Regions from separate parts of the Homo sapiens genome. Here regions 2, 3 and 4 are each linked to region 1. The links are chromatin contacts, found by Hi-C or POLR2A ChIA-PET in ENCODE. All regions are on one chromosome and are shown on one strand. Each heading gives the region's core, a stretch centred on a gene start or an enhancer-like site at or near the end of the contact. The rest is flanking DNA. Distances are from core to core; before and after follow the strand shown.

The links. Hi-C counts contacts between places; a loop is a spot of excess contacts on that map. ChIA-PET counts read pairs that join two places held with the same protein, here RNA polymerase II (POLR2A). Pooled maps may share reads with other maps.
Region 2: a loop to region 1 is called in a pooled map, with 6 times the contacts of the local background. The contact joins two enhancer-like sites. A Hi-C loop is called at or near these places in 5 of 50 pooled maps. POLR2A ChIA-PET finds 5 or more read pairs at or near these places in 3 of 52 experiments (activated CD4-positive, alpha-beta T cell, activated T-cell and endothelial cell of umbilical vein).
Region 3: a pooled map shows a loop between it and region 1 (13-fold over the local background). The contact joins the promoter of NFKBIA here to the enhancer-like site in region 1. A Hi-C loop is called at or near these places in 2 of 37 single-sample maps with no recorded cell type and 11 of 50 pooled maps. POLR2A ChIA-PET finds 5 or more read pairs at or near these places in 13 of 52 experiments (CD4-positive, alpha-beta T cell, CD4-positive, alpha-beta memory T cell, CD8-positive, alpha-beta memory T cell and 10 more).
Region 4: a loop to region 1 is called in a pooled map, with 4 times the contacts of the local background. The contact joins the promoter of PSMA6 here to the enhancer-like site in region 1. A Hi-C loop is called at or near these places in 1 of 37 single-sample maps with no recorded cell type and 9 of 50 pooled maps. POLR2A ChIA-PET finds 5 or more read pairs at or near these places in 3 of 52 experiments (CD4-positive, alpha-beta T cell, activated T-cell and activated naive CD4-positive, alpha-beta T cell).

The regions. Positions count from the first base shown.
Region 1 is chr14:34,928,037-34,934,866 of GRCh38, forward strand. The region is part of intron 2 of SRP54-AS1 (SRP54 antisense RNA 1); the gene reads right to left. Among named protein-coding and RNA genes, the nearest start is that of SRP54-AS1, 51 kb to the right of the region's middle. Within about 2 kb of position 3,300, at least 10 of the 41 ENCODE cell types and tissues checked have a DNase peak (open chromatin) inside an H3K27ac peak, as active enhancers do; they include CD4-positive, alpha-beta T cell, GM12878 and endothelial cell of umbilical vein, where a contact is called at or near this core.
Region 2 is chr14:35,363,988-35,370,907 of GRCh38, forward strand. No RefSeq gene overlaps it. Among named protein-coding and RNA genes, the nearest start is that of NFKBIA, 37 kb to the right of the region's middle. RefSeq lists enhancers at 3,340-3,929, 3,930-4,517, 4,518-5,106, a silencer at 3,636-3,685 and a cis regulatory region at 5,750-6,020. Within about 2 kb of position 1,669, at least 32 of the 41 ENCODE cell types and tissues checked have a DNase peak (open chromatin) inside an H3K27ac peak, as active enhancers do; they include endothelial cell of umbilical vein, where a contact is called at or near this core.
Region 3 is chr14:35,403,499-35,410,384 of GRCh38, forward strand. It overlaps NFKBIA (NFKB inhibitor alpha), which reads right to left and starts at 1,251. Exons shown (of 6, transcript NM_020529.3): 1 at 920-1,251; 2 at 192-300. The coding sequence starts at 1,146. RefSeq lists enhancers at 1-52, 83-132, 1,237-2,108, 1,313-1,712, 3,690-3,749 and silencers at 333-922, 1,073-1,242.
Region 4 is chr14:35,289,636-35,296,774 of GRCh38, forward strand. PSMA6 (proteasome 20S subunit alpha 6) reads left to right here and starts at 2,747. Exons shown (of 7, transcript NM_002791.3): 1 at 2,747-2,917. The coding sequence starts at 2,842. The region is part of intron 9 of PRORP-PSMA6 (PRORP-PSMA6 readthrough); the gene reads left to right. RefSeq lists enhancers at 2,448-3,034, 2,751-2,830, 2,951-3,070, 3,151-3,210, 4,664-4,843.

The sequences.
Region 1 (6,830 bases), core at 2,050-4,549:
AAGGCAGTCTTCTGGGGTGGTAGTGATTTTCTGTTTCTTGAGCTGGATTATCATATGGGTATATTTACTTCATGGAAATTCATTGAGCTGTGCAGTTAAGACTTGTCCACTTTTCTGTATGTTATTCTTCAGTAAAACATTTACCATGAAGAGTGAGGCACATGTGCTATAATAAACGGGAAAGAATATGAAAATCAACTGTCTCAATAAAAAATTTACAACTGATATTGCACTATAATTATGTAAGACCTGACCATTAGGAGAAACTGGGTGAAGGGTACAGAGAACCTCTCTGCACTAATTTTTCAACCTCCTGTGAATCTATAATTATTTCCAAATGTAAAAATACTATTAACACTGATATTTTAGTGTGTGAACCCCAATTAGATTTTCTTTTCTTTTTTCTTTTTTTTTTTTTTTTGAGATGAAGTCTGGCTCTGTTGCCCAGGCTGGAGTGCAGTGGCACAATCTTGGCTCACTGCAACCTCCACCTCCCAGGTTCAAGTGATTCTCCTGCCTCAGCCTCCCAAGTAGCTGGGACTAAAGGCACATGCCACCACGCCCAGCTAATTTTTTGTATTTTTAGTAGAGATGGGGTTTCACTGTGTTAGCCAGGATCGTCTTGATCTCCTGACTTTGTGATCCACCTGCCTTGGCCTCCCAAAGTGCTGGGATTACAGACGTGAGCCACCATGCCCAGCCTAGATTTTCTTTCTTTTTTTTTTTTTTTTTGGAAACGGAGCCTCACTCTGTCTTCTGTTGCCCCAGCTGGAGTGCAGTGGCGCCATCTCGGCCACTGCAACCTCCGTCTCATGGGTTCAAGTGATTCTCTTGCCTCAGCCTCCCGAGTAGCTGGGATTACAGGCACATGCCACCACGCCCAGCTAATTTTTCTATTTTTAGTAGAGACAGGGTTTCACCATGTTGGTCAGGCTGGTCTCGAACTCCTGACCTCGTGATCCGCCCACCTCGGCCTCCCAAAGTGCTGGGATTACAGGCATGAGCCACCGTGCCTGGCCCCAGCCTAGATTTTCTACTTATATCCTCCTTCTAAAAGTTTCCCTTTCCTGCCTACTCCTCAGAATTGAAGTGAAAATCATCATTTTCAATAGAGGTTGTCCCAAATATAGATGACAGTTGATAAGTCCTGGGATGGACATCTGCCCCAATGTGGGCCGGTTGGAGCCTTTTCCTGAGACATGGCATTTGGACTGAGAAACAGCCATTTCTTTTCCTGTGTCCACACTGTAATTTGTAAACTGAAGAGCTGCCAGCAGCTATTTTCCACCTTGTGGTTCAGGGAAGCAGAAGAACCTGATGGACAGAGAGAAGGTGGAATGATGCTGATGTACAAAGGGAGGAGGACACATGAGACAGAGTCTCTTTGACATTCACCTTCCTGGCTCCTTATGTCCAGTTCAATTTGTGTCCTTGGGTTCTGTGAGACCCTTTATGTGTTTAAAATACATTCACCTCATTATCTAAGCAAGATCCATTCAGATTTCTATTACTTCCAACCATAATCCTAACTAGCACACCTACTACAAAGATGCACAGTTTTTGTCCTACGGCTTACACTTAGAATATGCCTTTTTTTTTAATTTAAGAAGTATGACGCCAGGAGCAGTGGCTTAAGCCTATAATTCTAGCACTTTGGTAGGCAGAGATAGGAGGATTGCTTGAGTCCAGGAGTTTGAGATCAGCGCCAGGAGCAGTGGCTTAAGCCTATAATTCTAGCACTTTGGTAGGCAGAGATAGGAGGATTGCTTGAGTCCAGGAGTTTGAGATCAGCCTGGGCAACAAGGAGACATCATCTCTTAAAAAAAAAAAATTAGCTGGCATGCACCTGTGGTCCCCACTACTTGGTAGGCTGAGGTGGGAGGATCGCTTGAGCCTGGGAGGTTGAGGCTGCAGTGAGCCATGATTGTACCACTGCACTCCAGCCTGGTGACAGAGTGAGACCCTGTCTCAAAAGACAAACAAACAAACATAATGAAGTATGACTTTACTGTATGTAAGATACAGATTGGCACTCCTGCATAGTACGATCACAGAAGATATACTAAAGATCATTTAACCCACCCCTCTTATTTTCAGGTGAGAAAACTGCAGGTTAAGGGCCTTAGCCAAAGTCATACAGCCAGCTGCTAGAAGTATCAGACTCAGCATCGTGTCACCTTTCCCACGTCAATATTACACGGTCAGTCCTGGAGAGAAACATCAGGATGCTCCACTGAGGGTTTTATTTGTTTGCATATAGTATACTAACTGCATAATGAGTTAATCAGAACATAGCTAACAAGGACCTACTTGAGAGATCAAATGAATAAGAGATAATGTATAGGGATATAAATAGTTATAATTATAGGTACTTAATTCTAAAAACAATCTTTAACTTTTGTCACTATTAGTCATGGAGGTATTCCATGTGTCACTTAGAACAGATATACATAGTCTATTGAGAGTTAAAAAAAAACAATTTGAGGACAGATTACTCCAACATTTTAATTCAAATAGTATCTAGAATTGAGAAAAAAATTAAGACTATATTCAACAGGATGTAAATACTAAGTTTGACGTAAACTTCCTGAGAAGTGGAGGTTTGCTCGGAAACTTCCTGCTTGGTCATAACAGAGAGCTGGAACACATCAGTTTACCTCTCTTGATCTGGTCTGATACTGTTGGTTTAAAATGCTGATTTGGGATTATTCTTAGCCAAAGTAGCCAAAGCACAGCATTGTGTTGACTGTATTTTGGGAGGTAATTATAAGGTGGGAAAGAAGTATTACCTAGTTTTTAAATAAAAAGGAGTCTAATGAACATGTGACTTCCCGGAAAGCAAAGCACAGAATAGAAAATGTGTAATTTACAGCTTTCAGTTTTCTGTTCTCTTTATTGAAGTAGCTGTTCCTATCACTGCCAGCCCTTTGGCCATCCAAAGTTGCAGCTGTCTACTTTTTTTTTTTTTTTTTTTTTTTTTTTTGTTAAGACAAGGTCTCGCTCTGTCACCCAGGCTGGAGTGGATATGGATGTCCTATACCTAATCAATCTCCAGCTACTGGACGTTTAGGTGGTTTCCAATTTACTACCATTATAAAACAACACTGTAGTAAACCATCATACAGAAATCATTTTGCAAATATCCGATTATTTTCTTAAGTTTTTAGAAACTGAACTGTTTAGTCAAGGTATTTAAACATTTTTAAGGCCTTTGTGACACTGCTGTCAGCAACAGATGAGGATTTCCTATTCTGATGGGTGGAACTTTTCTAGGGGTGGTAATATCTCTTACGTGAAGTCTTGTTTTGTTTTGAAGATGCAGGAAGTTATATAACAGAGACTTTCCTTGCTGGCACACTGTACCAGGAAGGAGACACAGCACTCTATCCACCCTACTTGGCCAGTTTGGTATTTGAATGGAAAGGGCAAGTTTGTTTTTGAGGTGGTGTGTCACACTTGTGTCATGTGAGACACAATATGTAGATCAAAGAGGAGAAAAACCTTTGGGCAATTCTATTAGTCTTCAGTGTGCTTTTGCTAAATATCTTCAATTAAGCAATCTATTACAGATGGATGGTACTGGTTTTTCTTCCCTGAATCCTCCCCTCTTCAAAGGTGATAACTAATTTCATTATTTTCATTAAATATCCATAGACTGAAAGATCAGGTTCTCAAAGATAGTTTCTTTAATTGTAAACTGTCTAATTTTTACTAAAACAAATAAAAAGAAAACCAAGTGGTATTAACTTTGATTTGAGTATATGTGTGATGAGGGTTAATCCTTTCCTGTTTTAATGTGTATGATACGAAGTGTATCTGCCTCAATTTTTATTTATTTATTTTTTGAGACAGAGTCTTGCTCTGTCGTCCAGGCTGGAATGCAGTGGTGCAATCTCGGCTCACTGCAATCTCCGCCCTTGGTTCAAGTGATTCTCCTGCCTCAGCCTCCTGAGTAGCAGGGATTACAGGTGTGTGCCACCATGCCAGGCTAATTTTTGTATTTTTAGTAGAGATAGGGTTTTGTCATGTTGGCCAGGCTCGTCTCAAACTCCTGACCTCAGGTGATCCGCCCACCTTGGCCTCCCAAAGTGCTGGGATTATAGGGGTGAGCTACCATGCCTGGCCCTGTCTCAAATTTTAGTGCAGTGCAATCTATCACTAAGAAATTTCAGGCCGGGCGCGGTGGCTCACGCCTGTAATCCCAGCACTTTGGGAGGCCGAGGCGGGCGGATCACGAGGTCAGGAGATCGAGACCATCCTGGCTAACACGGTGAAACCCCACCTCTACTAAAAATACAAAAAATTAGCTGGGCGTGGTGGCGGGCGCCTGTAGTCCCAGCTACTGGGGAGGCTGAGGCAGGAGAATGGCGTGAACCCGGGAGGTGGAGCTTGCAGTGAGCCCAGATCGCGCCACTGCACTCCAGCCTGGGTGACAGCGAGACTCCGTCTCAAAAAAAAAAAAAAAAAAAAAAAAAAAAAAAAAGAAATTTCAAAGCTGTTATTTAAGATGTTAATTATATAATATACAAATATCACGGTTGTGTGGTTTAACCTGTTAAGACATGCTTAGAAAAGAGAACGTGAGTATACTGACTTTATTACAAGCCTATATTGGAAGATATATGGTAATACATAGGTATGTATAACTCCCTGATAACAATAGGTTATGCATTATTTAAAAACATAATGTCAAACAGCATTACAGTTGGTAATTTATTTAAAGACTACAAGCTTGCTTGTCTGTTCACTACTGCATTTCTATCCTGAACATTTCTGGATATATTACTATATATCAGGTTTATATACTTTTACTATAGGTATATAAATATTTGCTGAATGAATAAAATAGGAAGATAATTTTAAAAGGTAAAAAATGGCATTTAATTTATAAAACATAATAAACAAAAGTTCTAAATCGTATTAAGTTCTAAAACAAACCAGATTTGTCAACATAATTCCAAGTTTAATTCCAAACTTAAAAATGGTAGCATGTAATATCAGTTCACTGAATATTGTAATTAGATATTAAAAGTTCAGATATGAGTAGTAAAGGCAGAGTGGGACTTGTAATACCAGGGTCAAAGGTAGTGCTTGGGGTCTGACTAAATATTTGAAAAAGGACATCAACCTGTGTGGGCAGGTGTTTATGAAGGATGAGAAAGAAGGCAACTTCTTTTTTTCTCTGGTTCTGTGGGCTTCTCTTTAACTTTTGTTTTTTCACTCTTTATCATCCAAAACTAAAGGATTCATGAACTTTGAAGGATCTGAGCAATCGATCTTTGTAAATAGGTAACTTGACACAGTCTTAGGGGAATTAATGATAGTGTATGATAGACTTAATGGAAGCTTAGAAAACACTCTTTTTTTGGTTAACTACCATAGGCACTCTATTTATTTATTTATTTACTAAAGGCTAGCCAAGTGAAGCAGTGGGAGTAGAGAAAGAACAAAGAAATCTGGAACTGGTTGTGATTAATTAGTCATAAACCACTGCACTCGGACCAGCCCATATGCACTCTTTAAAACTTAAAACTTTTTACCAAAATCTTAAATATCAGAACAAGTCAGAAAGCTTGTTTTTTTTAAACCTTGTTTTTATTATGAAATGTATTACACATAACAAAAACTTCATAAAACATATATATAGATTTAAAAAATAATAAAGAAACATTTATGTACTCACCAGCTTAAGAATAATTTTTTGGGTGGGCACAGGGGCTCATGCCTGTAATCTCAGCACTTTGGGAGGCTGAGACTGGAGGATCACTTGAGCCCTGGAGTTTGAGACCAGCCCAGGCAACAGAGACCCCATCTTCACAAAAAATAAAAAATTAGGCTGGGCATGGTGGCTCACGCCTGTAATCCCAGCTCTTTGGGAGGCTGCGGTGGGTGGATCACAAGGTCAAGAGATAGAGGCCAACATGGCGAAACGCTGTCTCTGCTAAAAATACAAAAATTAGCTGGGCGTGGTGGTGTGTACCTGTAATTCCAGCTACTCAGGAGGCTGAGGTAGGAGAATCACTTGAACTCAGGAGGCAGAGGTTGCAGGGAGCTAAGATCGTGTCACTAAACTCCAGCCAGGTGACAGAGTGAGACTGTCTCAAAAAAAAAAAAAAAAAAGAAAGAAAAAGAAAAAGAAAATTAGCCAAGTGTGGTGGCTCACACCTGTAATCCTAGCACTTTGGGAGGCTGGGGTGGGCAAACTGCTCGAGCCCAGGAGTTTGAGACCAGCCTGGGCAACTTCGTGAAACTCTGTTTCTACAAAAAAAATTTAAAAATTAGCTGGGCGGCCGGGCGCCGTGGCTCACATCTGTAATCCCAGCACTTTGGGAGGCCGAGGCAGGTGGATCACGAGGTCAGGAGATCGAGACCATCCTGGCTAACACGGTGAAACCCCGTCTCTACTAAATATACAAAAATTAGCTGGGCGTAGTGGCAGGCGCCTGTATTCCCAGCTACTCGGGAGGCTGAGGCAGGAGAATGGCGTGAGCCCAGCGGGTGGAGCTTGCAGTGAACCGAGATGGAGCCACTGTACTCCACTCTGGGCGACAGAGCGACACTCCGTCTCAAAAAAAAAAAAAAAAAAAAAAATTAGCTGGGCATCGTGGTGTGCACCTGCAGTCCCAGCTATTCCGGAGGCTGAGGCTGCAGTGAGACATGATTGTGCCGCTGCACTCCAGCCTGGGCAATAGAGTAAGACCCTCTATCAAAAAAAAAAAAAAAAAAAAAGAAGAAGAAGAAGAAGAATTTCTTAAATTAACTATCTATGAGAATTGTCAGGTTGACTGTCGTTTTCCAGCTGAGTTTCACAAAATGGGGCCTGCTTAATA
Region 2 (6,920 bases), core at 419-2,918, 430 kb after region 1:
CTGAGTGAACTCCTTAGCATTAAGGGAGGTGTCTCTATGGAGGACTGAATATGTCTTGCGAGAGGTGGGGCAGGTGGGATGGGGGGTGGGGTGGAGTGCTATCCCAGTTAAGCCTTTAGGTACTAGGTACCCAGGAGGTCTCATTAATTCTGGAATCATTTTGATATATTAGATACGCTCAAGGATGAGCTGTGTGCTGTTTCTCTTGCTGTACTATGTGGTCCAGATTCCAGACTCCAGAGCCCTTAGGCAAGCCCAGAACTGTCCCCACAATCTCTGGGTGGCAGCTGCCCCAATCATGGCTGTCCAACCTACAGGAGCAACTAAACATGGGATTCCCAGGCAGGGAGGAGATGCTGTAGGGTGGCGGAACCTGCAGCATGGATAGCCACCTACTCTGTCCTCTCTGTCAGGACAGCCTGACCGAGGCCCACAAGTGGCTGCTCACTCCTCCCGGCCTGACTGCACCAGTCTAGACTGGGCTCTTAGCATCTGTCACCTGGCCTTTGTTGTTTTAAGGAGCACAATAATAATAACAATAATTTAAAAAAAAAAAAACTCTTTTGGCTGGGTGTGGTGGCTCACACCTGTTATCCTAGCACTTTGGGAGGCCGAGGTGGGCAGATCACTTGAGGCCAGGAGTTTGAGACCATCCTGGCCAACATGGTGAAACCCTGTCTCTACTAAAAATACAAAAATTAGCTGGGTGTGGAGACAGATGCCTAAAATCCCAGCTACAGATTCTGTCTCCAGAAAAAAAAAAAAAAAAAAAGCCAGGTATGATGGCGCACCACCATAGTCCTAGCTACTCAGAAGGCTGAGGCACAAGAGTCGTTTGAACTCTGGAGGCAGAGGTTGCAATGAGCCAAGATCGCACCACTGCACTCCAGCCTGGATGACAGAGCAAGACTCTGTCTCAAAAAATAAATGAATAAAGATTAAAAAGAAATAAAAAACTATTTTGAGCCAGGCATAGTGGCTCATGCCTGTAATCCCAGCACTTTGGGAGGCTGAGGTGGGAGGATCACTTGAAGCCAAGAGTTCGAGACCATCCTGGGCAACATAGTGAGACTCTGTCTCAATAAATAAAAAAATAAATAAATAAATGAAACTCCTTTGAGGATCTCAACCAACATGAGCTGTTTGTAATTCCAGAAATAGCCCGGACACTGAGTGGCCCTACCCCCTCAAAGGATTCCAGGACAGCTCCCACCTTCTTAGAGGGATGTGGAGGGAGAGCCGGCCCTGGGCATGTGACTTCTGTGCCCTCAGCCGCTGTTGGCTCACTCTGAGGAGGTCCAGCCTCCCTCCCATGGGTCACACAAGCATCTCTCCTCTTCCCCGAGGAGCAAGAACACAGGGAACGTCTACATCGAAAGGAGGAGCTTTAGGGTTTTGTGCCAGCTTCACTTCATTTCTTCTGCTGTTGGTTCATTCATCTAACAGAATTTATTGAAGTCCTAAGGGGTGGGGACACAGAACTGAACTCTCCTGGTCCTGGCCCTGAGGGGCCCCTGCCTGGACGGCTTGAACCCGGGAGGGCCAGGCCCACCTCCCGTGGGGCCCGTTTTCCCCTCTGGGAGGTGGGCAGCCTCACTCAGAAAAGTGCTTGTAGAGCAGTTTCACCCCTTTGTGAATGAGCTTCGGCAAGCACAGGGGTGAGTCACGGCCTTGGTGACACAGAACACATGACTTCGAATTGCCCAGAAGTATGACTGGTGCCCTGGCCTGTGCTTCCCCACCCTGAGGGGGAGGCCACTGTCAGCTCAGAACAAGGGATCCAAAGATGACCTTTCTTGTTTTCCAAAGACCTGCTGTCAGCTGAGGCCTTTCAAGGCCCTGTATATCCATGGTGAATTCCTGGAAGGCAGCTTGAAGTAACCACTGAATGGGTTTGGTTTCTTTTTTTTTTTAATTATCTAAGCAAAGCACCTTTCTCCAAAAAGAGCAAATTCACTTGTGGGTCACTTCCTGTGGGAAGATGGAAAATGTTCTTACTTGGGAGTAGATGGGGAGAGCAGGCCCAGCTCCAATAGCTTGCTGGTGCCACTGAGATTCTTGAGCCTGGAGGATCCTGGCTGACTTGCTCCAGACCTGGCGGAGGGTCTGTCTCAGTCACGGTTCTCCCCAGCGATGACCGAGAACTGGTCCCAGTTCCTGACATGCTGTGGGTCCAGTGTGACCCACAATCTGCCTGGCCCATCCCCTCGGCGGGCGCACCTCTCCTAGTGTAGGATGAAGCATAAATGGCAGAAACCAGCAGGCGCCGCTTCTGTGTCCACCGAGTCAGCTGGGATCCATGCAGCTGGTGGCTTGTCGGTGGCAGGCCAAGGCCTGAGTCATGTCCCCGTCACAGCCTTCAGTGGAGGGCTGACCCACAGAGGAAATTACACAGCACTCTGTGGCCCATGATGGAGTCAGGGGCTTTTCCAAGGGCATCAACTGGGAAGGCAGAAAGAAGTCATCACCCACGCTGGAGTCTAAGGCTTGGGGACCCCCACTTACTCCAGGGGAGAAGGCCTGGTGACCTCGGGGACAGCGAGGCCTGTGCAAACCTCTTCCACAGCCCTCCACTGGCCAGCAGGGTGCCCACAGTCCCGACCCCTCTGTGACAGCGCTGCATGCTCACCGAGCCAGCCTTGCCCCACATGGTTCCTTGGGCTGCAGCCAGAAGTCCATCCGCAGCCTTTTACCCAGATCCACACCAGCCCCAACCCTCAGTCAGAAAACACAGCACCTCCAATGGAGCCAGAGGCCACCCCTCTCAGATAGCTGTGTGACTCTGGCAACTAAATTCAACTCTGTGGGCATCAGTCTCTTCATCTGTAAAATGGGTCTTGAACACGGGGCTTCAGTCTCTTCATCTATAAAATGGGTCTTGAACACCTACCTGACCAACTTGTGGTGAAGATGAAATGAAACTATGCAAAGGCCTGGCATAGAGCCGGCACACAGTGGGTTCTCTGTACATGGTCCTCGCTCTCAGCCTGCTCTGTTGCAAAATCCAGGTTGGCACTACCCCCCAGGGCTCAGCCCTCAGCGTTATCCCTTTCCTTCCCCATACCCAGTCTCCCAACCCTTCGTGCAAGTGTGTGGTGGAGGAGACCGAAGCTCCACATCCAAATGGAGGGGTTGACTCCTCTGTAGTGAGGGGTCAGCCTAGCTTGAGTCACTGGGAGACTGTCTTCCAGCCTCCCCTTGCCCACCCCAGACCTGACATCCCAGGGCCACCCTGCAGGGAGCCTGAGGTGGAGGGGCCTGGCTACCTGTCTGCAAATGTGGAGCCGGGGGAGGTTGGTTGGCAGAAAGGAGGGAGAAGTGACGAGGCGCCCCAGGCCCTGTGCCTGGAGTCAGAAGGGCCAGCTCTGGGAGAACCTTCACCCTCGTGGAGACTTTGCCTCAGAATGTTTGCCTGGAACCCAGCCCACCAGGGCTGACACCTGAGGCTGAGGCTGCCCTGTCATGCCCCTTCCACACCAGGGGCTCTGTGCTGGGATTGCTGTGGCCAGTTACGGGGAGGCCTGCAAGTTTGGGCAGCCGAGGTCATGCCTCTCAAAGAGGAGCCGGATGAATATATCAAGTAAATGTGCATTTCAGCTTGTGGTAGGGCCAGACACAGCTGTGTGTGTGTGTGTGTGTGTGTGTGTGTGTGTGTGTGTGTGTAAGGGGAGCAACATTCACTGTGCACCTACCATGTGGCAAGCTAGTGCTAGGCCCTGTACTTGTACTATTTCATTTAATGAGTTTAATTTGCATGGCTGCTTCTGTGGCATTCCAGAGTGGCTTTTCACACTTTCTTTGGCTGGGGTGGGGGTGGGGAGAACTGTATTTCTATTTTTATCTTCCCATGGTGGGGTGCTCTGCTCATGGGGCCCCTTATCTCCCCCGGCACTTTCCCCTACATCCGGCTGCAACTAGAAGCTTTCGGTATGCAAAGGGAACTTGCAGCTTCACAACAGCCCCCTCACCCGCCTCCTCCCAGCCCTGCATGGGGGTCAGGCCACCTCTTCCCCAGGAGGACCCTTCTTCTCTTCTGGGCTGGATGGAGGCAGGATCTGTGCTTCTCCCTCAAACCTGGGAACCAACTGGGAGGGACATCTTCTCCTTTCACCCTCTTGCCCCAGCAGCTCAGGGGTTCATTTGGATGAATGGGCCCTGCCTGTAGCAGCCTGGCATGGGGGCAAACCAGGACTCCACATGGCTGAGGAGCTCCCCGGGCCCCTGCACTCCATTGGGTTGACTTATTTTAACCCATTGCACTCCCAGCTGAGCTTTAGAGGGCAAGGTTTGGGGTTAGTGGGTAGCCTTGGGGTTGGAGGTGCAGTCCCGCATAGTGACTTGACATCTAGGAAGAGCTCATTGTTCTGAATGTGATCTTTACAACCACCCTGAGGCTGGTCCCTAAAGCTATGCTCTGGAAATGAGTCCAAGTGTCCCCAGTCTGTTTTCCTCATTCCTCTGCTTACAAACAAAGGTGCACTTTTACTTGGTAGGTACAGTTGTGGGTAGTTTATTTGATTTTGCAAAAGCAAAACTCTTTGTAATATTTTATGATGTTGGGATGCGAAGTGCGTTTATTCTCATTTCTTTTTCTTTTGTTTCTCCCCTCACCCCAGAGAGGTGAATAGTCTCATTTTTAAGCAATGTGCAGATACTGGTGCCTTTCTTCAGCTGGAACTGTGTACAAAAGTGGCCCGGAGAAGGATCAATGACAGGCAGCTTAAATTTCTAAGGGGTGTCAGGGTGGAACGTGTGATTCAGAGCTTGCACCCACTCCAGGGGCTTTCCTGGACAGAGGGGCTGGGCTGCCCAGGCCTCCTGGGTGACCGCGGGGGCAGGAGAGCAAATGCCTGGGGACGCCCTCCCAGACTCTGCCAGAAAGAAGCCCGCAAACCCAGCGAGGGGCAGGGCGGCTGGGGTGAGATTTTTTAACTCTTGAGATATCGGAATACAGCTATTTTTCATACGGTTATCTCTAAATTGCAAAGACAAAAGAAAACCACTTAAACATCAGCTAGCTGTGCCAGACATTTGTCCCTCTGGCCACGTCTTGGGGACAGCGGCGCTGCGGCTCTGGCCCGTGGGATCCTGGTTGGGCTCAGCCCCGGGGAAAACGCTGCAGAGATGGGCGGCGGAGGGTGAGCCGAGGTCCGGGTTTATTTCCTGGACTCCCTGTGGGCTCTTCACTGGCGTTGCGGGGTCACCTGAGGGCTGCACTGCGCTCGCGCTGCTGCTCCTCTTTCCTTCTCTCACTGGGTCGCTTCTGGGTTCAGGCAGGGTCCGGGCAGCTGTCGCGCGCCCGGGTTCCAGCACTAACCCTCGTGGCTGCCCCACGCTGGGCCCTGGCCTTTGTAAACGGTTCCTTTATTAAACTCTCTCCAAATACCCACGGCATGCGTGTGACAGCGGACTCCTTCCTGCCCGTCACACCGGCGATGTGCACAAAAAGTATCTCAGACCCTCTCCTCACCCCACCTGATCCCGTCAAAAAGGCCTCCATGAACGCCACCCTCCATGCTGGGGTCTCGGGGCCTGCAAGATCCCAGCTCAGTGGATTTGAAGGAACTGATGGGCCTGGAGTCTGGCAGTGTGAATGAATACATTCTGGGAGCAGGCCCCGCCGCAAACTCCCGTTTCAGACCTATGGATGTGCCAAGCACACTCCTCCCCAGGTGGGGCCTCCGGAGGCACCGGGGATCATATGTCCATCATGGATCCGACTGAGACCACCGCTGTACCAAGCCGGGTGCGGGGGCACCTGGGCATACAGGGCCCTGCAGGTGCGGCCGGGCTGCGGGGAGGCCCCTCCTTCCGCACCAGCTCCACCCGTGGTAGGGCAGGGATGACACTTCTCAGCTCCTGGTAGGGCAGGGATGACACTTCTCAGCTCCTGGGCCAGACGCCAATAAGCGGACCCAGGGGCCACACCCAGTCCTAGAAGGAAAAGGGGCGGCCGGAGGTCGGGGCTCACTAGGAGATGCTGCCTTTTCTGGCACACACCGCCCCGGGATGCTGACAGCCAGTCAGCTTTCGGAGAAACAGGAAACGGTCTCAGACTGGTCCACGCTTGGCACTCATGTTTTTTTCCAGGTCTAGAGAGCAGCAAGAAACGCATCCTGTTACCGTAATATGAGTCAGATGAATCCTGTTGTGTCCTCCAGGTGTCCAGATGTACAGCCCGGGTTGGGGCGGGGACTGCAACGCAAAGGAAGCTAGACTTTGCAAGCTAGAGGAGAGGTTGGGGAGCTTCTGACCAGTTCTCTAATCACCTGAATTTCACAGACCAGGAAGGGGCCTGGGAGTTGGAGCTTGCTCATGAGTTGCAGAGCCGGACCAGAACCCAGGAATCCCAGCTTGGTGCAGCGCCCTTCCCTCTAACCCTGCTCTCTTGGCACTCAGCGTTCTCTGAGCAGCTTTTCTAAACTCTTTGCCAAAAGCCTGGAGTCTCAGACCAAAGAGGCTTAGTTGAAAACTGGTTTTTCAGAATCCTTGGCATATTAAGAAAAGTAAATGCCACCTCCTCCTGAAGCTGACACTGCCTTTGCAAAAAATTTAACAGTGAGGATGAGGAAATGATGACAGTGAAAGGGATCTGACTTAACCAACTCCATCCTGCCTTTAACCTCCAAAGTGCCCCTGGTCATTCTTAGGTGTGAGCCAAGCTAACGCTGGGAGAAATTTAGTTTATAGTTTAAATGATAATAGCTCTTCTACAAAATTAAACCACTTTTGTAAAATGAATGAAAGGCCACCAGGTTAGGACGATGAGAGGGGCTTGAGCTCTGCTAAGATGTACACATAGTTCAATGATTACCAGCCATTATTCCAGAAGTCACAAGATTTGTAACTTCTCCAATTACTTTCTTATATCACATACATCGCTATTGTAGAACCTGAGACTGGCCTTCTGAGATGGCTTT
Region 3 (6,886 bases), core at 1-2,500, 470 kb after region 1:
CCAGGTGGGTCATAAAGACCTCACCAAATCAGTGGAATTTCCTTCACTCTCTAGGATGTGGGCTGATGTGAAGTAAAAGGTGAGGGTAAATAGTGCTCAGTGGCCCTGAATTCAGAAAGGATCTGGGGTGACTCTGCTACATCAGCTACGTCCCAGGGTCAGAGAGAACCCGGGCCAGGCAAGCGGCGCACCTGCTGCAGGTTGTTCTGGAAGTTGAGGAAGGCCAGGTCTCCCTTCACCTGGCGGATCACTTCCATGGTCAGTGCCTTTTCTTCATGGATGATGGCCAAGTGCAGGAACCTGTGGGGAAGAGAGGGAAAAACCCCAGGGGTGGTGAGTGCACCGCGTGGGGCCCAGGGAGGCGCGGGCTGCGGGGGATTGCGCAAGGCCGGGGTTTCTGGAGGCCGAGGCCGCGGTGTTTTCCGCGAGGTTATTATGAGCTGAGTGTTCCTGGCAGGCGCCCAGGGACTTTCCGCCCCCCTCCCCCCGCGGCCCCGGCGGGCGCCGGCCAGACCGCCCCGCCCTCCCGCCAGCTCGGAACGCCCTGTACTTCCCCTCCCGGCTGCTCGGCGCCCGCCAGCGGCCAGAAACTCCCGCCCCGCCTTATGCAACCGGGGACTTCGCGTCCCCGCTGCCGCCCCGCCCCCGGCCTAGAGGACGGGTCTGGGGGGAGGGGGCGTGTGGCGACGCTGCCATCCACCAGGGCCCAGCCGCCGCCCCTCCGAGTTGGGCCGGTGCCCCGCGCGGCCCTGCAGCCCTGCAGCGTTCGGGGCGGTGCAGGAGCCCCGGGGTGCCGCGGCGCCCGCCCGGCTGCATCGCTGGTCCCCCGGCTCGGGCTCCAGGCCCGGCGCCTCCCACCCCCAGGCCGCGCGCGTCCCGCCCTCCCGACGACCCCCAGCCCCGGGCCTCCGCCACTTACGAGTCCCCGTCCTCGGTGAGCTGCTGCTTCCAGGGCTCCGAGCCGCGCGGCACCTCCTGCGGCTCGAGGCGGATCTCCTGCAGCTCCTTGACCATCTGCTCGTACTCCTCGTCTTTCATGGAGTCCAGGCCGCTGTCGTGGCGGTCGTCCAGTAGCCGCTCCTTCTTCAGCCCGTCGCGGGGGCCCTCCATGGCCCACTCCTGGGGGCGCTCGGCCGCCTGGAACATGGCGCGGACGAGCTGCGGGCGCTGCTGCGGGTGCGCTGGGCCGCGGGCTGCGCGCTGCTTCCTCGCTGGGGCGCTGGCGGGCGGGACGGCGGCACGGACTGCTGTGGGCTCTGCAGCGCCGCCGCGGCGCCCTATAAACGCTGGCTGGGGATTTCTCTGGGGCGGGGTCAGGCTCGGGGAATTTCCAAGCCAGTCAGACCAGAAAAAGAGAACTGGCTTCGTCCTCTGCTAGGGGGAAAAAGAAGCCTAAACCCTGAGCTGGGGTTCATCGGAGAAACTCCCTGCGATGAGCCACTAGGGTCACGGACAGGGAACTTTTTGATGAGCGCCGAGTGGCTGGAAAGTCCTTCCGACCAGGCCCCCTCCCCCCGGTACTTCCCTGCAGCCTGCACCCTGTAATCCTGTCCCTCTGCAAGTGAGCCTTCTTTCCCTGGGGTTTCCCACGATCGATTTGAATTGGGGTCGTCGGCTGCTGAGATCCCAAGGACGCCGACCTGATGGGCGGTCCCTCTTTGGGGTTTGCCAACCTGCCGGTCCTTTCCGTTTTTTGATCTTTTGAAAACGCAAGAGTGGAAATGATGGCTGGGCGTAGGGATTTGCTTTCCCCAGACTTCTAAGGGGAAGGACGCACTGTGGTTAGGGGGCTGCAGGCCGCGCCGGTGTTTCTGCCTATACCAGGCTCTTTGCAGCAAAGGAACTTTTAGCTTCGCCCCCACCCCCCCACGCACCCCCGCCAGGTAGAAGTTGTGAAAGCTTTGGAGGAGTGAAAAGCCTAAATCCTTGGAGAACTCTCAAATCACTTCCTAGGGATGAACAGCCCTGTTGACTGGGGGAGGGGCAAACGCTCCCTGTATGGGGAAACTGCTGAATAGGACCATGATTTTTTTTGTTTCCCAAGTAAAGCAAGGTGTTAATGTTTGTAGTGGTGGTTGTGGATACCTTGCAATAGCAGAGTAGCTATTGTGTTCATAAGTAGCTATTCGTTTATGCTATCTGACCTACATTGTGCTCCCGCAGAAAAAGGATCGTGAGCCTACTTCTGGGCACCCAAATTCGAGGAGAACTTAGAGAAGGAGGCTGAAGAATGAGTTTAGTTAGTGCCTTAACCGCGATTGGACCTTAAGGACCACTAAGAAAGTAGTTGCCAGGCATCCTGCGGGAGGCTCAAGGTAGTCCCATCCTGCCCGCCCCTCCTTGCTCTCTTGTCCTGGGGGACAGTAGCAGTTGGACCCATTCACGCCACCTGGGTAGAAAGGGGTTTCGGCTCACTATGCTCTGGTTTCACCTGCAGAAATATAATTTATGCTCTCCACTCCACCTCCACCTCCAAGCCTGCAAGCCATGGACTGAATTCATCTACTTGGTAGAATTGGTACAGGCAAAATAAAGCAAACTTCGGTCAGAGCTCTTCAGAATTAGTCCCAGGAGGCCTCTGTAGTTCTGCAGAGATTTCTGGTGATTATTGCAATCATCTTTACCTTGACTGGCCTTGTACTAACCAATCCTTCCCCTCTCTTCGTATCTCCACCCCTCCCCTAATATTAGAATGAAAGAAATCTGACTCGATAGAGAGAGACCAAGTATGAAGGGAAAAAAATTAAAATCAGATAGACCCTCCAGGGTAATAATGATCACATGTTACAATGAAAACTTCCCAGGGATAGACACCATTGTCTCTGCAGGTTTATGATATGCAAATCTACAATGATTGAGGCAAGGTGAAACAGTGACTGCAATGGGACATCTCAATTCCAGGTTCTATCTTTACTTGACTGCACATTAGTTGGAGAGGTCAGTTAACTTTTTTGTGGTATACTTAACTTTTATAATAAGATTAGATTGAATGTTACTTAAGGTCTTTTCTAGCTTAAAAGTCATATTGCTTGTCTACAAATGCATGCCTAACTCTCCTTTGTAAGGGTGACCATGGCTCTTGGAAATGTCAGGGTATAAATTTTTGAAAGAATTCCAGCGCCTTATGTACCACATTGTTCTCAGAACTAATCTTGTAAGATAGATATTGTTCCTACTTCCCTAAAAAGAAACTGAAATGCATAGAAATTTACCCAGGAACCCCTTGGCAGTATATTAATCATTTGGCCAAAGCAGTCTTAGTATTAACACTTTTGAAAACACGCTGTGAAAATCAGACTGACTACACTATAATTTGGAATGTACTCAAAAGTATTTTCTACTCCAACTGTTAGGGAAAATAAAGGGTGGGTGTCCCCTGACCCCCATCTGGGGATAGTCACTTCTTTTAAACAAGTACAGAAACATCAAACTCTAAATGTCCCAATTATAGAGGATACATCAGAAGAAGATATTTGGCTTCAGGTATAAAAATGGTTATAAAAAATAAAAATATCTGAGGAATAAGGTTTTTTTGCACCACCTTCTATGGTTTTATATTTCTGGTAGCCTTCAGGATCTTGGTGTTTATTCCTGATTGTTTTGTGTGACACCTAGTGGTAAGAGTAAGGCACAGGCGTTCCTTGATTTGTCATAGTGCCTTTTGCAAAAATTGGGAGGTGCTGAGCCTTGATGACTTGTCCCTACAGTGGAGATTTCCAAGGAGGTACCTATTGTTTTCCTGCGACTCTGGGAAACAGTTTTGAATAATGTGATCCAACAGGTTTTCTCCCCATCATCTATAGCGCTATATGGTTTAAGTCAACAAACATTACAACGTGGGTGAAAAAGAATATACACTTGGAAATTAGAACCATGAGCAGACTGGGCAGAAGACAACAAGAGGGTCTGGTTTTGATTTAGAAAGACCTTTATGGGCCAGGAGTTGTGGCTCACTGCTGTAATTTCAGCACTTTGGGTTGCTGAGGCAGGAGGATTGCTTGCCACCCAGGAGTTGGAGACCAGCCTGGGCAACAAGGCTAAACTCTTGTCTCTACAAAAAATATAATTAGCAGAGTGTGGTGGCAGGTGCCTGTAGTCCCAGCTACTCCAGAGGCAGAAGTGGGAGAATTGCTTGAGCCTGGGAGGTGGAGTTTGTAGTGAGCCATGATGGCACAACTGCACTCCAGCTTGAGCAACAGACTGAGACCCTGTCTCAAAAAGAAAAAAAAGAAAAAGAAAGACCTTTATGGACCCTTCAGCACTCAGATTTTTCTCCTCCTCATTGTCAAACATTCTAGCTAACATAACCGTTAAAAAAAATGTTAAAACTGTAGGCTGTGCGCAGTGGCTCACGCCTATAATCTCAGCACTTTGGGAGGCTGAGGCAGGTGGATCATGAGGTCAGGAGTTCGAGACCAGCCTGGCCAACATGATGAAACCCCGTCTCTACTAAAGATACAAAAAATTAGTCGGGTGTGGTGGTGCAGATGCTGCTTAGGAGGCTGAGGCAGGAGAATCACTTGAACCGAGGAGGCAGAGGTTGCAGTGAGCCGAGATCGCGCCATTGCACGCCAGCCTGGGCAACAGGGTGAGACTCTGTCTCAAAAAACAAAACAAAACAAAACAAAATACTTTAGATAACTGATTTTTAATGTTATTTGGCCTTTTTAATGCATAAGGCAAAATAATAAGTTACACCTCAAAGCTGCTTTGTATTTTGGCCCAGGACGCAGCCGTAGGAAATGACAGGACGGCCAGTGATGCTCCAGGAGCACCCCCATGGGAAAAGGAGCATCGCCAGGGCCTGGTTTGGCTGCAGGCACTTCAGGCACTCCTCCTGCATGGAACAAGCACAGTATGGACAAAACCTATTGCCTGAAGTGCCATGGAGAGAGTCTACAAGTTCAGCCAGGTGGTCCAAAATCCTCAGGGCAGGGTGGCCTGTGTCAACTGGCCTGGCCAATTAAAACTAAATTGTTTTGGCTACAGCAAATTCAACTCTGGAATCAGGCTACCTATTGCTCAGTGCAGCTAGGCTGGAAGAAAGACGAGCCATGACAGAGTTCCTGAAGAGCAAGGCAGGTGCACTCCCAACTGGCAGCCCCACTGTGAAATTCTAAATATTCTGCTTTCAGTCTCAGGTTGTCTTCTTTCTTGCTATCGTGGTAGCAACTGTCTGCATCCTCTTCAGAACAGGGAGCCCCCAAGCTATGGATCTTTTCCCATAGAAAAACAAGGCTGGGGGCGGTGGCTCCGACCTATAATCCCAGCACTTTGGGAGGCTGAGGCGAGCTGATCACCTGAGGTCAGGAGTTCAAGACCAGCCCGGCCAACATGGTGAAACCCCATCTCTACTCAAAATACAAAAATTAGCCAGGCGTGATGGCACATGCCTGTAATCCCAGCTACTCGGGAGGCTGAGGCAGGAGAATCACTTGACCCTGGGAGGTGAAGGTTGCAGTGAGCTGAGATCGTGCCATTGCACTCCTGCCTGGGCAGCAGAGAGAGACTCTGTCTCAATTAAAAAAAAAAAAAAGGAAAAACAGCTGTCAGAACCTTCATTTGTAGTGAAGTGAAAATAAGACCGTCAAATCCTTAATGTGTTTCCTTTGCTACAAATTCTGCAATTTAATGGAGATCAAAGCTTTAAAGGATCTCAAACTCAAAATACTTACGCATAGGGAGCAGGCAGATTTCACAGATGAGTGAAACAGACCATTTGAGTCTGAAAGGAGTGGGATCTCCAACAGCTTAGGTCAGGGTGTGTACTTCCCTCATACTTAGCTCAGACAACTTTTGGCATGTAGCACCTTCAGTTCAGTAGTGACCTTCTATTGTTAAAGAAATAAAAAAAATTGGCCCAGCTCCGTGGCTCATGCCTGCAATCCCAACACTTTGAGAGGGTGAGGCAGGAGGATCACTTGCGTTTAGGAGTTTGAGACCAGCCTGGGCAACATAGTGAGACCCCATCGCTATAAAAATAAAAATAAAAAAATTAACCAGGTGTGGTGGCATACACCTGTAGTCGCACCTACTTGGGAGACTGAGGTGGGAGGATTGCTCGAACCTGGGACGTTGAGGCTACAGTGGGCCATGACTGTGTCACTGAGCTCCAGCCTCAGCAAAAGAGTGAGACCTTGCCTCAAACAAACATAAAAACATTATGAAAACTAAACACAATGCATTTCTGCATCTATTGGCTAAACAGAGCCTATAAGCTCTGAGTTTACAACCTCTTTTTCAGCCAAGGTATGATGTTTTAATTGTGCTTTGCAAGAGGCACAACCTTCTGCTCTTGGCATCATGGGTTCTCTGCTCCTGTGTAACAGGAGACTGGGACAGTGTGTCCATCCATGATGCGCAGGGCTGCTCCTGCCAGGCAGGGTTAGGATTAGGGGCTCTAACCTCTGAAAAGTGAATTTTTCCTCCCTCAAACCAAGTATTTATTTGTTTTGTTTGTTTGTTTTTGAGACAAACCAAGAGTTTTGCTCTTGTTGCCCAGGCTGGAGTGCAATGATGTGATCTTGGCTCACTGCAACCTCTGCCTCCCGGGTTCAAGTGATTCTCCTGCCTCAGCCTCCTGAGTAGCTGGGATTGCAGGCACCCGCCACCATGCCCGGCTCATTTTTTGTATTTTGGGTAGAGACAGGGTTTCACTATGTTGGCTAGGCTGGTCTCAAACTCCTGACCTCAGGTGATCTACCCGCCTTGGCCTCCCAAAGTGCTGGGATTACAGGTGTGAGCAACCATGCCCGGCCTGTTTGTGTTTTTGAGACAAGGTCTTGCTGTGTCACCTAGGCTGGAGTGCTGTGGCATGATCACAGCTCGCTGTAGCCTTAATCTCTTGGGCTCAAGCAATTCTCCCACCTCAGTCTCCCATGCAGTG
Region 4 (7,139 bases), core at 1,497-3,996, 360 kb after region 1:
CCTAAATTTATGAATTATATAACAGAAAGAAAAAAGATACTCAGGAGGCTAAGGCCAAAGGATCCCTTGAGGCCAGGAGTTTGAGGCTGGCCTGGGCAATACAGTGAAACCTAGTCTCTAAAAAAAATTTTTTTTAAACTAGCCAGGACTGTTGGTGTGCAGCTGCAGTCCCAGCTCCTTGGGAGGCTGAGGCCAGAGGATCACTTGAGCGCAGGAGTTCAAGGCTGCAGTGATCATGCCACTGCACTCCAGTCTGGGTGACAGAGCAATACCGCATTTCAAAAAAAAAAAAAAAAAAAAAGGCAGAATAGCAGAGCAGGAACAAATGAAGGCAGAGGGGGAGAAGTATTAAGAAATTAAGACTGCTACAAAGTTTTGGCTCTGAAGACTTGGAAAATGTGGTACAAGGGGCAGGAATTCGCTTGAGAGGGAATAGATGAGATAAGGAGTTCTCTTTCAAACGTGGGGTTTTGAGGTGCCATATGTCTCAATGTGAAAAATATCCCATTGGCAATTAGAGAAGATCCAGTTCCAGAGAAGGGTCCAGCTAGAGACCTAAATTCAGGAGACATCAGTATAGAGCCAGCTGTTGAGGCTGTGAGACTAAGTTCATCCTCCTAGCAGCCTTACCGAGAACTCTGACTATGCAGGCAAACAGTAGGAATTACAGTATACCAGGCTCTTTCAGAGTCTGAGAAGACAAAAGTCTTCAAAAGGTCAAGAGGAGTTGGTCCTGAGAGTAGGGACCTGAACCAGAAGCAAGGGAAAACTTTTATCAGTCCACTTGGGAACTAGCCAGTGCTGGAAAGTACCCTTTGTGCCAGAGATGCTGTATGCATTTACCGTTTTCTTAACCATGTTTCAGTTTGGGATTTTTTAGATTAATAAAATAGAAATTAATTTTTAAAAACACTTGAGAAATTGGAATTCCCTTATGAAGGTCTTAGAACATTTTTTCTTTAAAATAGAAAGTTAGTTTAGGAAATACATTAAAGGAGTAAGAATCCCTACTTCAGTATTACAGCAGGCATTACAGTGCCACAAACATTAGTGTATCTTGCCTTCCTTGTACACAAACCATCTTTATCTGGGGAGAAAAACAACTATCCTAACATTATGTTTTGCATTTTGTATTCATTAAATGGGAGTGTGCCTTGGGGAAAGTCAAAATAGGCACAAATTTGCGATTTGAAAAGCCACCTGCTCTTCTCCCGGAGCTACCTCGCCAGCTTGGAATTACTCTCATTAATCCATGCAACACTAGCTGCTCTAAGCCCCATCCCCTCAGCTCTAGTTCATTATTAATCAAGGGTGCTTAACCTCATTCCCCATTACTCGTATTTCAACCTCAGTTCCACATTTTTTTTTTTTTATTTAGATAGATCTTCCTCTGTCGCCCAGGCTGGAGTGCAGTGGCGTGATCATAGCTCACTGCAACCTGGATCTCCTGGGCTCAAGCCATCCTCCCACCTTAGCCCCCCGAGTAGCTGGGACTACTGGCGCGCGCCACCACGCACAGCTAATTTTATTTTTTGTAGAGACGGGGCCTTCCTATGTTGGCCAGGCTGGAGTTAGGCTTTCTTTCTTTTTTTTTTTTTTTGAGACGGAGTCTCGCTCTGTCGCCCAGGCTGGAGTGCAGTGGCATGATCTCGGCTCACTGCAAGCTCCGCCTCTCCGGTTCACGCCGTTCTCCTGCCTCAGCCTCCCAAGTATATGGGACTACAGGCGCCCGCCACCACGCCTGGCTAATTTTTTTTGTATTTTTTAGTAGAGACGGGGTTTCACCGTGTTAGCCAGGATGGTCTCAATCTCCTGACCTCGTGATCCGCCCGCCTTGGTCTCCCAAAGTGCTGGGATTACAGGCGTGAGCCACCGCGCCCGGCCTCCGCTTTCAAGACTAAAAATTGCCTGGGCACTGTGGCTCAAGCCTGTAATCCCAGCACTCTGGGAGGCCGAGGAAGGTGGATCACTTGGGCTCAGGAGTTCGAGAGCTGCCTGACCAACATGGCGAAACCCCGCCTCTACTAAAAATACAAAATTAGCCGGTCCTGGTGGCACACGCCTATAATCCCAGCTACTCGGGAGGATGAGGCAGGAGAATCGCTTGAACTCAGGAGGGGGAGGTTGCAGTCAGCCGAGATCGCGCCATTGCACTCCAGCCTGGGCAACAAGGGCGAAACTCTGTCTCAAAAAAAAAAAAAAAAAAAAAAAAGACTAAAAATTGTCGGGGCTGCTGGCCAAAAGAAGATCTTGCCTGGCTGTCAGAAAATAATGTTCTTTCCAGCGGCTGCTTGAACCCGCTTCCTTCAGTGCCTAAATTTAACGGCTGCAGCTGCAGCTGCAACCTGTTTCCCCCGTAATAGGAATGAAAGTGGAGGATAAAAGAGGTTAGGAAGAAGGCAAGCCAGCAGTCTGACCAGACACAGGATGCATGTAAGAGACTTGTTAATTACACGTTCTATTTAGGTCACACTGATAGGCAAATCGCTATTCTGGGCCCCCAGGAAGCCTTTTCGTCCTTGCTATAGTCAATTCATTCTCCAGATGAAAGCCTGAAAGCGCCACGACCCAAGTTTCACGTCTATCCACTCAAGAGGCCTGCTTGGCGCAGGCGCATACCTTCAAAGGCCTCCCGCCCTCACTCCACCACCCCCTTAGGGGGCGGGGCCTCAGAGCTCAGTGCTCGAACTGGCTCCAGAGCCGTGAGTTCGGCATGCAAGAGCGGAAGAAACGCGGCTGGTACCCCGGAAGCAGTCGCTGCAACTTCCGGGAGGTGCTTGTGTGCCTGGTGCGGGAGCTACGGGGCCCAGGGATTGTGTTTAAAGTAGTGCTTCTACCAACATGTCCCGTGGTTCCAGCGCCGGTTTTGACCGCCACATTACCATTTTTTCACCCGAGGGTCGGCTCTACCAAGTAGGTGAGTGAACCAGGTTCGCCTGTGGGCCACCTGAATTGCCCTGTCATGGTACGTGCCTGGAGCGAGCAGACGCGGCCCGGGTTTAGTCTGGGGCCGAAGCTGGGCTGGAGCTGGGAAGGGAGAACGGCTGAAGCTGGATTGAGCTCTGTGGTGTTTGCACCCCCGTCTGGACGCAGGGATCGGGGGCCTGAAGGCCTGTCTCTGCAGGGCGAGCGGCCACACTGCGTAGACCCAATGGAGAGTTAAGGAAGATAGGGCTGTAATGCCTGACTCCGGCTTCGTGAGGCCCCTTCAGTTATTGTATTCTGTCCTGGCCAGGCACAAGGTCTGTTTCTAAAGGGTAATTGATTCCTTAACGTCTCAACTAAAATGCCTCCTCTCCGTTTTCCTTTGTTTGCAGCATGGACTTCTGTGGTTAATTCCACACAGGCACTCGAAGCCTGCTATATACCAGACACTGCTAGTCCTAGGAGATACAAATGTGAATGTTACACCCTCTTCTATACTGAAGCTCACAGCTTAGAGTGACAGATACGTTAAACAAACGGATAAAAAAAATTAAAAGTGCCAATTTACAAATATCTACAGAGTTCAAGACATCTTTGGGAATCTGATAGAATGAGTGACTCAATTCTAGAGCTGCTCTTGAGATTGGCATCCCCTTTTTACCCACATCTGTTTGAATGCTCCTGTAATTTAAATGCCGATTCTGAGTTGTAGATGAGGTACTGTGTACTAGTTTACTGAAGAACACCTGTAGTGGAAAGAAACTATCAGTTACTCGGAATAGTAATGTATTGCGCTGAAACGGTGTCAAGGTTTAGGTTATGATTATAAGCCAGACCCTTGATCTCTTACCATAGAGAATTTAGTGTCAGGAGGGCTTGATTTACATCTGGTCCGTGATGGTTTTATTTTTGAATGAGTTTAGTGGCTCCGTGTCTTGCACAGTAATATAATCATCTGTGCTTGGAATCATAAGGAGAGAGTTGGTCTGTAAATGAGGTTCTCTTCACCTGTAAATTTTAGAAATAGAGTTAAAGATAACTTGGAATGAAACTGCTCAGTGTATTACTGCATAGTGTATATAATGTAGCAAGAAACATCTTGTTGGATAATTCAGTAGCCCTTTTAATTTATCCCCAATTGAAAAACATGATTAAAGATAGAACAAAGAGATAACTGTATCCTCAAAGAATTTTCATTTATTGTATTAAATTCCTGAGTTTTAAATAATTTTCGTATATTAGACTACTGCTTTCAGCGTTCCATTCGTGATTTTTAATATGTGAACAGGAAAAGTCACTCTGAGACCTTTACTTTGTTTCTATATACTGTATTGTGAAGTCCAGCCATAAAGCATAATCGTTAATGCTTCCCAGATTTGGTGAGTGGAAAGGCTGAACACAGTGTCATTGTGATGGTTTTAAAAGATTTGGAAGAGAACATCTATCTGAAAACAAGTTCATTATCTAGACAGAATGATTTTTTATTTATTTTTATTTTTTTGAGACAGAGCTTCACTCTTGTTGCCTAGGCTGGAGTGCAATGGCGCGATCTCGGCTCCCCGCAATCTCCGCCTCCCGGGTTCAAGCAATTCTGCCTCAGCCTCCCAAGTACTGGGATTACAGGCATGCGCCACCACGCCTGGCTAATTTTGTATTTTTAGTAGAGACGAGGTTTCTCCATGTTGATCTCGAACTCCCAACCTCAGGTGATCCACCCACCTCGGCCTCCCAAAGTGCTGGGATTACAGGCGTGAGCACCGGGCCTAGCACCAGCCTAGACAGAATGATTTTAATCTCTGTGAATAACACACTCCCTCTGCTATTCAGGGCATTAATTAGACATTGTTAGGAAAATGAAAGTGAAAGAGTAGTATGAGCAAGCAGTATAGTGAAGAGTTCAGGCCCTGGAGTCATACATGGATTCAAATCTCTGCCCTGCTCCATACTACCTGATCTGGGCACTTGCCAGGTATGTAACCTTAGCCTTAGTTTCTCTTTCCAAAGTTGGGCTCATAATAATTCTTCCTTAAATGGTGGTTTTGAGAATTAAATAAGGCAATGTATGTAGAGTGCTTAACGTGTGCCTGCCACATAGTAAATGCTCAGTGAATGTTATTAGATGCTTGTTTGATTCTTTGGCCCCCCCTTTTTTTTTTGGTCTATTAGATTAGTAGCTCTGTATGGAATATTTCCCTTTTTATGGGTCCTTCCATGCTTAGTTCTCCAGTAAAATATATACATAATCATAATATTCTAAATACTGTCTGTTTGTAAACTTTAGAATCCTCCAAAGACAAAGCATGGAAGGATTATAGGATGCAAGTTGTTAACATTGACAGTAGGAAAATAATATTTTAAAAATGGGATGATGATGAGGGGAGATTAATGGAAGGTAACTATGCTCTTTATCTTCCATACTTGGGACTCAAAAGATAAATGTCGTCTAAAGTTGATATATCAAAAAATAGAGGTAGACATTTAAAGTTATAATGCTTGGCCAGGTGCAGTGCCTCACACCTGTAATCCCAGCACTTTGGGAGGGCGAGGTGGGCAGATTACCTGAGGTCAGGAGTTGAAGACCAGCCTGACCAACATGGTGAAACTCTGTCTCTACTAAAAATACAAAAAACTAGCTGCTTGTGCTGGCGTGCCTGTAGTCCTACCTCCTCAGGAAGCTGAGGCACAAGAATCGCTTGAACCTAGGAGGCAGAGGTTGCAGTGAGCCAAGACCGTGCCATTGCACCTCCAGACTGGGTGACAGAGCTAGACTCCATCTAAAAAAAAAAAAAAGTTGTAATGCCAATCATAATTATAAACATACTTTATAATTATTAATAACATATTATTGGCAGTGTTTGCTCCCAGGGAGTGGAGAGAAAGACTTTTTCTTTTTTTTTTTTTTCCCTTTGAGACAGAGTTGCGCTCTTGTTGCCCAGGCTGGAGTGCAATGGCCGTGATCTCAGCTCACTGAAACCTCCACCTCCCAGGTTCAAGCGATTCTCCTGCCTCAGCCTCCCAAGTAGCTGGGATTACAGACATGTGCCACCACTCCTGGCTAATTTTGCAGTTTTAATAGAGATGGGGTTTCACCATGTTGGTCTGGCTGGTCTTGAACTCCTGACTTCAGGTGATCCACCCACCTCGGCCTCCCAAAGTGCTGGGATTACAGGCATGAGCCATTGCGCTCGGCCTGAAATATTTCTCTTAATGTACATATGCAGGTTGTATGTGTGTGCATGTATTCATTTGTTAAAAATTGTAGAACACCTAGCTTTGTAATCTATTTTCAGGAATTGCCCAAGTTACTAGAGGGAGGAGGTGCATTGTAGGGGGAATGGGACTGAGGCCCTAGTTGGCCAAATTCAGCCTGGCTACTTGTAGGCCCTTCTCTTCTGTTTGCTGATCCTTTGCTGGATAGGTCTGGCAAAGGAGAAGAGGAGTGGTCATTTGGATTTGCTTGACAGGTGTATGTGAGCACTGCCTGGTTGCTACAAAGAAGGGAGCGTGCTGATAGGGAACTAGAAAGAAATGGACTGGTGGAGACATACTGAAAATAAAATGTAGAAGTGTCATTGTGTATTGAAGCCAGAATTCCTGAGTTCAAGTCCTTACTGCATACCAACTCTAAGAACTTTTTATCTGTAAAATAAAGATAATAACCACCTACCTTATAGGGCTTTAAGGATTTAATTAGTTAATAAATGTAAAGCATTTAAAACATTGCCCGGTATATATAGTAAGCACTCAATGTTTTCTGGGTGTTTGTTTGTTTGTTTGTTTGTTTGTTTTTGAGACAGTCTCACTTGGTCGCCCAGGCTAGAGTGCAATGGCGTGATCTCAGCTCACTGCAACCTCTGCCTTCTGGGTTCAAGTGATTCTCCTGCCTCAGCCTCCCGAGTAGCTGGGATTACAGGCGCCTGCCACCATGCCCGGCTAGTTTTTGTATTTTTTGTAGAAACAGGGTTTCACTATGTTGGCCAGGTTGGTCTTGAACTCCTGACCTCATGATCTGCCCACCTCGGCCTCCCAAAGTTCTGGGATTACAAGCGTGAGCCACCATGCCCCGCCTTCAATTAGTATTTTCTGTAGGGGATACTGTCAAGAAGAAACAAATGGCTGATGTAAATGGAGTCAGAAATTTCACAAATGACTGAGAAGTACTTACCATTTGCCTCTTTTGCAATTTAAAAAATATTCTTATTTCAAAGCAGTAT